Regions from separate parts of the Homo sapiens genome. Here region 2 is linked to region 1. Evidence: read pairs that join two places in POLR2A ChIA-PET (ENCODE). Cell type or tissue: OCI-LY7. All regions are shown on one strand. Each heading gives the region's core, and the rest is flanking DNA. Links, peaks and the distances in the headings are about the cores only. Region 1 overlaps ZNF827 (zinc finger protein 827). Region 2 holds the start of LOC105377468 (a long non-coding RNA gene).

Evidence for each region. Peaks named below come from ENCODE experiments on the same cell type or tissue, not always from the same donor. Only the 100,000 strongest peaks of a DNase experiment are listed, where the experiment ranks them.
Region 2: POLR2A ChIA-PET joins it to region 1 with 7 read pairs; 3 of 35 experiments call an interaction of 5 or more read pairs at or near these places.

What each region holds. Positions count from the first base shown.
Region 1 is chr4:145,919,780-145,922,279 of GRCh38, reverse strand. All of the region lies in intron 1 of ZNF827 (zinc finger protein 827), which reads left to right. Among named protein-coding and RNA genes, the nearest start is that of ZNF827, 18 kb to the left of the region's middle. In OCI-LY7, for the core only: no CTCF peak of the experiment used is centred there; no DNase peak of the experiment used is centred there.
Region 2 is chr4:146,054,412-146,064,383 of GRCh38, reverse strand. It overlaps LOC105377468 (a long non-coding RNA gene), which reads left to right and starts at 4,387. Exons shown (of 4, transcript NR_188432.1): 1 at 4,387-4,738; 2 at 5,118-5,320; 3 at 6,775-6,930; 4 at 8,184-9,972. RefSeq lists enhancers at 1,245-1,404, 4,261-4,480, 9,377-9,626, 8,964-9,972. In OCI-LY7, for the core only: no CTCF peak of the experiment used is centred there; DNase peaks (open chromatin) are centred at 4,293, 5,053 and 5,673; H3K4me3 peaks cover 2,500 bases; H3K27ac peaks cover 2,039 bases.

The sequences.
Region 1 (2,500 bases), core at 1-2,500:
CAGAGACACATAGGGGTCCACACACCACACTTTGAGAACCACTACTCTAAGTTGTCTACATAGTAATGGAAATGCCACATCTTGGTGCATGTGCGTCTTCAGCTTTACTAGGTAATGCTATAATGTAGCACTTTGAATATTTTCACCAAAGACCCCAAAAGGCAAAGAATCCTGAAGATGGGGAATCCTAAACTCACAACGGTTCTCACAGCTTCTGTGAGATTTCCTTGATGTATCTTTGAATTATCTTACAATGTGCATTATACTGTATATCTGTTGGTTTAGACTAAAAGTAATGTTTTCAATAACTCATCAGTCAAATTACCTTTGTTTCTTGTAAATATGTATGTATCAGTTTTGGTCTGTGAAGATGCTCCATATTTATCCTGGTACCTGTTATGATTTCCTGGAACCCCTGTTGGAGGAGAACTCCAGTGAGTGCCTTGGTCCAGCATGATTTATCTTGGAGACTGCATGGTAGCAAAGAAGAGATGACTAAGATTTCCAGTCTTGGGGAATTAGGAGTATTTCTGGTCTTCGTGTCTTCTTTTTCTGGGTTGCTGTCCTCATTGTCCATGAACCCACTCATCTGAGACAGAAACCTGAGTGTAATCCAAATGCCACCCCCTTCCTTTTCCTCCCCTCATTGAATTTCTTCCCCACCCAGTTTTGTTGGTTCTGCTTCCCAAATATCTCTAGAATAAATCATGCCCACCCCCTGCCACTGCTTTGGTTTACACTCATATTTTTTCTCAAAGAGAATTGAAATGGTTGCCAGCTGACCTCTTTTTTTTTTTTTTTTTTTTTTTGCCTGAGTCTCACCTCTCCCCTCCCCAACCCCTGCCTCTGTAATCCAGTCTCCACACTGCCACCATGGCAGACTTTCTAAAACACTCATGTAATCCAGATAATCCTATTTAAGATCTTTTAGGCATTTTCTAAAAGGATAAAGTCTGGACTTCTAGACTTTGCCAAGAAGCAAATCTAGAAGATGCTTTGTCATCTAAGCCCCTTTCCTCTGCCATGTTGTATACTCCTTGTTTTATTCGTACTGAACTATCTGTTCTGCAAATCATACTTATACCTCCTTTTCTTGGCGTATTCTTTTCTCTGTTTCTGAAATATCTTCAACTCATTTATGTGCCTGATAACCTCCTACTTAGCCTGCAACACTCAGTTCTCTGAGAAGCCTTTCCTGCTTCCCCTCCTGCATTGTCCCACATGCTGGGTAGAATTAGGCGTCTCCTCCCCTGGTTCCCATAGCTCTATCATAATAACTTTGTGTGCATAGTATACTTCCTTACTAGTCGATGTTCTTATTGACTGTGAGCTTTTAAAGGGCATGGACTTTCTTATTCATTTTTGTACATTCTTGCACATAACAGTAACTGATTATAGTAGGTGGTCAATAAATAGTGCTGAATAAATGAATGAAGGGAGAAGTAAAGAGCTGGTCACAGAATCCAAGAAATAGGAGATGTTCTATTAATATTGTTGAATGAAGAAATGAATGAAATTAAGAAGGGGGGAATCCCATAGGTGTTTCATAAACACTGCTGAATGAATAAACAAAGAAGTTAAGACTGGGTCACAGAACCAAAGGGTTTTAGAGGTGGAAAGGACTTTAGAGACCATCTCCTGCTGTCTTCCTCTTTCAAAAATGAGAAAACGATTTGCCTAAATTGTCCCGGGCTGGGTATAGGAGGCGATGAACAGTACCCTGGACATTCGCGTGAATGTAGCCTGGAGATGACTGGAGGGAGTCACATGCTTCTCCTCCCTTCCTGAGGAGACTTGCCCAGAAGAGCAGAGGCCGTGGCGTATGCTGCAGGGGATACCACCGTCTAAGTGCAAGAGAGAACTTTTGTGGTTGGAAGTCTGTGGCACATTCCAGACTGTGGAGTCTCCCCTCAGCTATTGGCTGTTGCTCTCTTTCTGTCCTCAAACTGTGCCAAGACCGTCAGATTTTCCTGATGACTGGGCATATTCTGCATCTGGATTCCATGGTCATAACAACCAGAAGTTTCCTGTCTTCTTTGGTTGGGGTGATTATGATATAGAGCTGGGTAACAATATCAACAGTTCTGAGGTAAGCCGTCCTCTTTAAAACATAATGTTTTCTCATTTGAGATTTCTAGGTGCCTGGGAAAAAGGGAAAGCTATTATTCACTAAGCGTCAACTCTGTGCCAGGTGCTTTACTTATGTAATGCTAATTTACCTTTACATAGCCCTGTACAATTGCAGATATTAGTATCTTATACTCTAAACAGGAGAAGGTGCTTGTAGACTTCAGGTGGGCCTAGTGTATAGCAGGATAAGATTCGAGTGGGAGTGTCTGGTTCCAAAGCTTGTGCCCTTTCTATTTTGCCATGCTGTTTCATGCTGTATAAATAGATTTTCTGCTATACAAAACTTATTGTGGCCCTATTTCACCAATATTAGTGAATTGTTGGAGTTGATTATATTTATTTACTTAAAAGGAGGAGAATCTACAGGTTT
Region 2 (9,972 bases), core at 4,283-6,782, 140 kb before region 1:
GCTTTTGGTTTTTCACACATAGTTTTTAGTGTTCATTTGTCATAATCCCTTTGCAGGGCATAAAACAAATTAGTAAAATCCCATCAAGTCCATTGTCTTTGTACACACTGTTCCCCTCATAATTTTTGAAGGCCTGATGTCCCGAATCACCACCAATGAAAGTTTTAGCAATTAGGCCACCATCTTGTGCCAAAGATTATCCATGCCCCACATTCCATTCCAGAGGAGATCTACCTTACTAGCCAGAAAGTGAGTGATCCTGTCCCCAAACCTCTTTGACTACCTGCCTTCTTGGATTAATCCTGGTTCCAGTTCGGTTGTCTGGGAAGCTGATGCCAAGATGGAATTAGAAGGGCAAAAGATTTATTGGACAAAACAGCTGTGAAAGGTAAAGGGATGAGGGAGCAGAAGTAGGCTCTGACATCTGTGAAAGGAAATGAGGAAGGAAGAAGGGTTGGATAAGAAGAGGCTCCAACTGAAGTGCAGTCTGAGAAAATCAGCCAGTACAATGGGGAACCTCAGAGTAAATATTGGCCATTAGAAGAGTCCCACGTTGGGCAAAAATGATGAGCTCTAGTACCCCTGCCTGCTCAGTTATTGACTGGGAACAGCCCATGGGGAGCATGACCTCGGTGTGCACCCTATGGCAAATCCCAAAGGTACTACAGCTGGAGACTGAAGGCTGACTGAACTCATGGAAGATTTACTTTGGAAGGGGCATTTAGATAGCTCAGCTCCATGGCTGCTGCAACTCCACTGGTGGGGAGGATTAAATAGGTAGTGATGGTGGGGGACAGAGTTGAGAGGGAAGGAGACTCAGTGGATGGAGATCAAAGAGAGACTTTGGGGGGAGAGTATAGCAATGTCCAGCAAGAATGTGGTTAGACTCTACTCCAAGTGTTGCACAGTGAAAGCCTTCCCCTCCATCTCCCCACTGAGTCCCCTGTTGTTCCAATATTGCTCTGTCAGGAGGTTAACAGAAAGATCAGTTCTGCTTCAGACTTAAAGGAGGAAAACCTTACAGTTTCACATGAGAATAACTTTGACCCCATTTTACAGTTTAAAAAAACCACAAAAGTACCAAACCCTTAAAATCATGTCTTTAAATAAAACAGTATTCTAGTCTTTTCCATGTCTGACTCATCCTTCACCCAGCTACCAAATATATCTTCCTAAAATATTTCTCTGCACACATGTCTCTTGAATAACCTGTTAACAGGGCTCAAAGCCCCCATCTAACTCTCCAAACTTTTCTACTATTCTTCAATACAACCGTCTGCTCCCAGTCTTCTTTTTAGAAACACAATCACATGTTTCCTCTGCCCTGCCTTTGCTTACAGCATCAGTCTTTCACCCAAGGACCACTACCCAGAGCCAGCCAATAGACATGGTATGTTTGGCTCATATAGTGTTTTGATTTTTACAAATTCTTGTCAACATTTAAACATCACCAATTTCACAACAAAATTTAGATTTCTCACTTTTCCTGAAAAATTGGAAGTCCTGGTAAGACTGGGCCCTCCCCTGGCAGCATTCATTGTTGGGCGCAGGAGCCCTGTGCAAATGGAACACGTGCTCCCCACAACCACCCCAGCCTGACTCATGTGATGCATGGCTCTAGTAAGCTTTTAAATTTTTTTTCTTTTTTCTTTCTTTGGAGACAGGGTCTCACTCTGTTTCCCAGGCTGGAGTGCAGTGGCACGATTATAGCTCACTAGAGCCTCAAACTCCTGGGCTCAAGCAATCATCCTTCTCAGCCTTCTAAGTAGCTGGGACTATAAGCATGAGCCACCCTGCCCTGCAGCACTAGTAAGCTTTTGAGTTTGCAACCCCAGCTCTCATTGTCTCCCTGCCTAGAATACACTTCCCGTTTCTCTCCTCTCCCTTCCAAGGCCACCTCCTTTTCTAATCTGGTTCCCTACTCCTCCATTACTGTTCCTCCCTCTGAATGCACTCATTATTTACATGGCTCCTCTTGCACTTGAGGCTCCTCAGGATTCCATTTGTCTTTGTGTCCTGATTTCTCAAATTCTTTGAGGATGGACCCAGTGTCAAGCACTTAATGCCCCACACTTAGTAGGGGAACAATAAAGGTGTGTTGTAGTGCTGCCTTTGACACACATGTACATTGTGCTTTTAGAAGTTGCTATAAATGCAACCTGAAACAGCATGAGCAGAAAAGGAGGGCTTCTTGGCTCGTGAGCTAGATATGCAAGGAAGTAGCTGGGGACAACCAGAACCAGAAACCTGAATGCTGTCAGTTCTAGATTTCTCTCCCACTCTCAAGTTCGTTCTTTATTTCTTCCCCAGATTTCTGTGCCTGAGTCATTGTTGCCTACTATCTACTGCAGACAGGATTTTTCACACAGAAGACATACCTGCTGACAGCTCTGGGGTTGCTTTCACAAAGCTCCATTCCTCTATTCAATTCAAAAACTTTCAAGACAGGACTCAGACTGGCTTGATGGAATCATATGCCAACCCCTATGTATAGGAGATGGGATGCTACCACAGTTAAACACAAATGCAAAAGGAGCAAATCTGTAAAACAAAGGGGATATACTTCCTAGAAGAAAGGAGAGGCTGGGCACGTTGCCTCACATCTGTAATCCCACCACTTTGGGAGGCTGAAGAGGACTGATTGCTTGAGCCTAGGCGTTTGAGACCTGCCTGGGCAACATAGGATGATCCTGTTTCTACCAAAATAAATAAATAAATAAATAAATAAATAAATAAATAAATAAATAAATTATCTGGGTGTGGTAGTGCACACCTGTGGTCCCACATACCCAGAAAGCTGAGGGAGAAGGATCACTTAAGTCTAGGAGGTCAAGGCTGCAGTGAGCTATAATGATGCCACTGAGCCCCAGCCTAGGTGACAGAGTTAGACCGTGTCTCAAAAAAAGAAGAAAGAAAGAAAGAAGGAAAGAAGAAAGAAAGAAAGAAAGAAAGAAAGAAAGAAAGAAAGAAAGAAAGAAAGAAAGAAAGAAAGAAAGAAAGAAAGAAAGGAAAGAAAGAAAAAGAAAGGAAGAAAGAGAAAGAAAGAGAGAAAAAGAAAGAAAGAAACAAAGGAGAGAGAAAGAGAAAGAAGAAAAGAAAAGCCAAGAAAGGAAGGAAGAAGGAGGAAGGAAGGAAAGAGAAAAGGAAAGAGAAATATAGGTAGAACACGTTAGAAGATGTTCACAGGGTTAGAACAAATTGAAAATAATTTTTTTGTTTTTTCTGTATGAGCAATTTATACCACTTACATATCAGTTAAATTAAGTATGATTCATGACTTTCTTTTTTATTGTAGTTTGGAGAACTATTCTTTCTATTTATTTCTGATTTTATTTTAATTTTAGCAAAGAAATTCATGTACTTAGTTTACAAAAGTCAATCATTATAAGTCTTTAATTTAAAAGAGAAAAAAGCATCCCCTCTCTATCCTGATTTCTGCTCCCAGAGGAAACATTTTCAAATCTTTCAGCCATCACTTCTATATTTACCTTCATATTCTTAAATAACATTATTACATTGCTATGCCTCTATCTTTAAGCTTTTAGACATAATGTATTAGCTTTCTAATCTGGAAGTTGAGTCTCCAGCTTTCTTTCTACTCCATCCCCCTTGCACACTATACAGATGGTTCCCAACTTATGATGGTTTGACTTTAAATTGTTCTGCTTTATGATGGTGTGAAAGCAATACACATTTCAGTAGAAACCACACTTCGAGTACCTATATGATCATTCTGTTTTTCACATTCAGTACAGTATTCAATAGATTACATGAGAAATTCACCACTTTATTATAAAATAAGCTTTGTGTTAGGTAATTTTCCCAACTGTAGGCTAATGTAGGTGTTCTGAGCACATTTAAGGCAGGTCAGGCTACAATAAGCTATGACGCCTGGTAGGTTAGTGTATTAAATGCATTTTTGACTTACAATATTTTCTGCTTAACGATGGTTTTATTGGGACGTAACCCTATCATAAATCAAGGAGCATCTGTACTCCTTACATGGTCCCAATAGGGTTACTACACAATTTTGGTTGAAGTCATTCTTATGACCATGAAAATATTGTTAACAGTTGGGGCATGTGATCATGTTTTATCTTTTCTTGTCTAATTGTTTTGTTTCCTACAGAAAACCACCCCACTGCTTTTCTATGTGACTCTCATGTATCAGCTCCAAGCTCTACAAAACTGTATCGGTCTCCTTCACATGAACAAATGCATCAGGCAATCTCTCAGTGTCATTCTTTACCCTTGACTACCTTCCTCCTGCACCTGCTGTCCTCTTGCTAGGTTGGATGCACAGCTATGGCCCCAGGACTTCCTGTCACCATCACCCTGGGAATTCCCCTTGCCTCTCTTCCGTGTTGGATGCCCTGTTTCCTCTTTCTTGGGTTATTATGTCATGTTGGTGGAGCACATCCTCCAGGAGCTTCCGGAAAAAGAAATTGAAGGGAAATTTGTGGAGACCTTGCATGCTGTAAAATGCAATTTCTACCTTCAAACTTGATTGATAATCTAGATATGAAGAGAATTATAGATTAGAAATATTTTCCAGCAAATTTTTAAATTTTTAAAGGCACTGCTCTTTTGTTTCGTTACTTGAAGTATAAGAATATACCTCAGGAAGTGAAGGAATGGGCTGCTGAGGGAAGAGCACTCCAGATCATGGATGTCCAGTGCAAAGAGCCTGGGGTGGGGCAGAAGCAAGCCTGGCATTGTGGAAGAACAGATGGTCTGGGTAAGCTGGACCAGGGTTTGTGAGGGGGAGAGAGGTGAGATGTGGATTGCAAGAAGTAGTCTGTGGCCGATTATATCAGGCTTTGGAGGTTTTTTATAAGGATCTGGCTTTTATCCTAAATAAGCTAGGGAGCCAATGAAGGGTTTTGAGCAGAGAAGTGTCATGATCTAAATCATATGTTTAAAGCATCAGACTGGCTGCTGTGTTGAGAATAAACTGGTGGGCTAAGGCAGCAGGAGGGAGACCAGCTAGGAGGTGATTGCAGGAAGTCAAGCAAGTGATAATGGGCTTGTACCCAGCTAGTGGGGTTCCAGTTAGTGATGTTGAAAGTGTTGAAAAGTGTTCCGTTTCTGCTTTTTTTTAAATGTGAAACCAACAGGACATGCCAGTGATTATAAAGCATATGATGATGATATAGGATAAAGGAAGAGAGGAGTTAATTAAATATGACACTGATGTTTTTATCCTGAACAAATGGAAGGAAGGAATTGCTGAAATAGAGACGTCTCTGAAGAGCAGAAGCTGTTTTGAACATTGCAGTTTGAAATACCTATTAGACCTCTGCTTGGAGATCCCAAACAGGTAGTAGCTGGATATGGGAGTCTGGGGCTAAGAGGAGGGGTGTTGGCTAGATATATAAGCTTTGAAGTCATCAGCCTATAAATATTGACAAAACAAGTGAGGTGGCAGAGGAATTAGTGAACATAGAAAAAAAAGAGGTCTGAGGATTGAGATCAGAGGCATGCCCATATATTAAAGATTAAGGAACAGAGGAAGAATCCACAAAGGAGATTGAGAAGGAGTAGTCAGGGAGGTAGAAAGCAAGCCAAGAGACTGTCTCAAGTAGAAGGGAATGATCAACTGCTGACTGATTAAGTAAGATAAGGACTGAGACTTAGCAACATGGAGGTCATCAGTGATTTTTGACTAGCTCAACCTGTGAGAGTGAAAACATGACTGAAGTGAGTTCAAAGGGAAGTGGAGGAGTGGTCTTAGAGACAGTGAATGCAGTCAGTCCTTTAAATTTTGTCCTGAAGGGGAGTCGAGATATGATATAAGGAAAAGATTTTCATTTTTCCAATGGAAGATAATATAGCACATTTACTTGCTGGTGAGAATGATCCAAGAGAGGAGGAAAAAACTGATAAAAGACAGGGAAAGAAGGGACAAAGTACAATTACTAAAACTTTCAAGGAAGGGGAAGAAACTAAGACTATAAGTAGAGGGATTGTCTTAGCTCAGGGGATGGAACATGTGTGTACTGTAGCACGCAGGGTGCACTAACAGATGCAAGTGAATGTGGTGATGGGAATGAGGAGGGGCATTTTCAGGTTGCTTTAATTTTCTTAGTGAATTTGGAGGTAAGGGCATGAACTTGAAATGAGGGTGGAAAAGGAGATATTGTAGGAAAAGATACAAAATAGTCATTTAGGAGGGTGGGAGAGGAACTAAACAAGGAGAATGGGGCAGTAAATAGACTAGGAAGATGTAGTGGGATTGCTGAATAGCACAAAAGTCTCACCGGAGGTGAGTGATAACGAGTTTAAATCAGGACCGCCTGGTTTGGATGTGTATTTTCTCCTGCCATATTAAGCTGCAGGCATGTGCAAACATCATGTGTGGGGAATTGAATTAAGCCAGGACTGGGTCCTTTTCAAGAAAATACAATGAAAGGAGAGAAGGGCAAGAGAGTTGAAAGTGTATGCAAGGGAATTTATACTGATGGACTGTAGAATCTACACAGGGTAAGGACGCGAGGTGAGTGCGGGACAGTGAAAAGGTGGTGGCATCAGATTAACTAATTTTCAGTCCCAAAGGACCAGAAATATTTTAGGAATTGGGATGTTAGTGGGAATAAACTATTAGGTTGGTGCAAAAGTAATTTTCTTGTTTGTTTGGTTTTTTGTTTGTTTGTTTGTTTTGCCCTTACTTTTGCACCAACCTAACAGGAAAAATCAGTGGTTATGGTCAGAAAGTGGGAAGCTTGAAGTTGAGATTATCAAGTTAATATCAGTGCAGTCATTGGTAATGATAAGTTCTAGGATCTAAGCAATGGGAAGAAAGAAGTTGGCTGAAGAAATGATGGAAATTAATTATATAATTGAAGAAAAAGAAGTCAAGGCACTGAGAGCATGTTCAGTTGGCAGAAATTCCATGACAGCATCTACAAGGGCATATTGGAGAGAGTGAGGGTAAGCTTGGAGTTTTCGCTCGTTGAACTTGTTCTCGTGAGCCTATGAATCTGGAGAATCTTATCCTTCTGTTCTAGGGAAGTTTTAAAATCCTTTCTTTTATAATTTCTCCCCTCTGTTTTCTACATTTTGTCTTTCTTAAAGTCCTGTTAGTAAATGATGGTCTCCTAGTTCAATTACCTGATTTACTTGACTCTTCCATTTTTCCATCCCTTTGTCTTTTTACTTAGTTTCTTGAAGACTTACCTTCCAGCCCTTTTATTGAATCTGTTATTTCTGTTACCCTATTTTCATTTACCAAGAATGATTTCTTATGCTCTACATACTCCTTTTTTCATGTAACCACACATTCTTATTTTGCAGATGTAACATTTTATCTTTTTTTTGAGGTCAATAATATGTTTAAGTGTTCTTTTCACTGCACTTTTTGTTACTCCAAGTTGCCTTTATTCATTTATTTGTTTATTTTAATCTTTAATATTTTATGTTGGAGACTTTCCTCACATGTCTGGTGATACTTGATTGTTCACACTTAAGAGTGAGGCACTTAAAAAGCAAATGGGAAGCTTTGTGTGTATTTGCAGTGTTTGTCAATTGCTACTGTTTACTGGAGAGCAATCAGTCAGGCACCTGGTCATTTCACTGGGAGACTTAAAAATGTCAGTATATAAGTCTTTTCTCCAATCAGTTGGTTTTGTCAAAGGGGACTCTTCCAATTCCCTGCCTAGGGAATATAAATCTAGTTGCCAGTGCCCTAACTGCAAGTGAGGGAAAAAGGGTGGGAGTCTCACTAATTAGTATATGGCATGTAGACTTGACCTTGATCATCCTTTTTCAGCCTTACTCCTATCCTCTACAAAACATGGTATCATTGGGTCTGAAAATCCCTGGCTCTATTTCCCTAGAAATTAAACCAGTTGCCTGCTGGGCTGGTTGGTGTACAGAAGAGGAGAAGGATTCTGAGGGGTCATCTCCAATCCCATTTTTTTTCAGCCCCAGCCTGCATCCCTTTCTACAGAAGTAACAACAATTTCCAGTTTCTGAGCCTTTCCAGGGTTGTACAGTAGGTATTCATTTGCTTTTTGATATTTTCCACAGCAAAGCAAACTTTCTTGCTGCTCTGTTAACTTCGTTACCACTCACCCGTCTGCCTTCTGTCTTCCAACATTTTGTTGCTAGCTCTTGTCTGCTGTTGCCTCTTCTGTTCTCTTTATCCTTCCAGGTTTTATAAGATTGTTTTTATTCCTTTTCAGTCATTTCAGAGAGGCTTCAGGATGGAGTTGTGATAAACGCATGTGTTCAGTCTACAATGTTTAACAGGGAGTGCCTCTTGATTTTTTCATGTGAATTACTGAGGAGTAGGTAGTAGACTATCTTGATGCCCTTCCTCATGTCCCTTTGACTCTGAGTTGACCTGCAGCTGCAGTGAACACTTCCTAAGGATGCTGATGTCTTCCCCTATCAAGCACTTGCCTCATTCTGCTTCTCCGAGGATTTCCTCCAGTACACCAAGAGCTTGCCCGACACTCACAAGGTATCCTGGAACTGCTGGGGACTGAAAACCCCTCAACCCATGAAGAATGAGGATCAGTGGATTAATAGCAACTGTCCCATACCTTGGTGGGACTATTATAAGGCATTCTGGTTGGTTCCTCAGAGGTCCCAAATGGGATTGAACCAAAGTTGCCCACAGTAAAAACTCATTCACCAACTCAATTTTCATTTCACCCCTCTCAATTTGCACACTCACTCACTTGTTCTACCTGGGATACTCTCCAAGATAAACTCCTGTATCCAAAGCTTTGTCTCAAGGTCTCATTTGGGAGGAACTCAAACTAAGATAATAGGTACTGGAAGTGACTACAGAAAGTATATTATCAATGGTATGGAGGCAACAAAAACCCCATTAATGGTGGTGAGTAAGGTGGTGACAAACCCTGGCACTTTGAAGAATTTCATTACCCACAATTGACCCATGGTGTACTTGGATGAGGTAAAAATGAAAGGAGACGCTAACCTTATGCAATAGTGCTAACTCCTGAAAGATATAGGGCTGTGATAATCACAGGAATTGAAGAGTTGTCTTGTTCTTGTTAACTCCCCTAGAAGAATTGGGAAAAAAGAAAGATAGGTTTACAACATCCAACTACCCATTCAGAGCATAGCAATGAAAGCCAGAAGGTCTCCTTGGGAGAATCTGAAGAGACCCCCATTTCCTGCAACCAGAGGGCAGGCTGTTCTAAAAAAATGACATTCAGGGGTTCACTGCAAGAGGAATTGAACTACAGAGCAGACTGAAGACACAGTCCAGGCAGGCCTCTCATGCAAAAGTCAAAGCCCTAGAGGAAGGAAATGGTCCTTAAAAACTACTGGGATGCAGGCAGGCATCTGGATAGATGTGCTAGATAACCTTGAACCCCTAGATTCCCTGAACAACCCAGGCTAGCAGGAGTATCCTGCACCCTGTTACTTGAACAGAACAGCTTCCCTTTGCCTAGAGACTCTACACAGTCCTCCTCTGAAGCAGACACCTCCAAGATTACTTCAAGGTCTGCTACTTCCTGCCCTCATTGCCTCTATTCCAAAAACTGGAAACAAGTCTCAGCATGCCCTGAGCAGGGTAGCACATTTCTTGCTGTGAGAGATATGACAGATTGTATTTTCTAAAGAAGGCTGCAACCATGTCTCTCATCCCAAATGCTCTTCTACAATGCAATCTTGTCACTCCTCTACCAAGAGATGAAACCTAATTTCAATGCCCTTGAATCTAAGCTGGACTTTACTTGCTTTGACCTGTAATGTACAGAAGTGACACTGTGTGATTCTTACAGCTGAGTCATAAAAGGTGATGCAGCTTCTGCCTTGTTCCTGGGGACATATGCCTCTGTGAGATTGAGCTACTAAATAACAAGACCACCTACCTTGAGGCTGCCATGCTGGAAGAAAGCAAAGCCACATGAAGAGCAAGTAAGCTGGTTGCTTTAGCAAGATCCTTCATATTGATAGTGAATGTGCACTTCTGTCTTTCTCTTGTGAATGCAA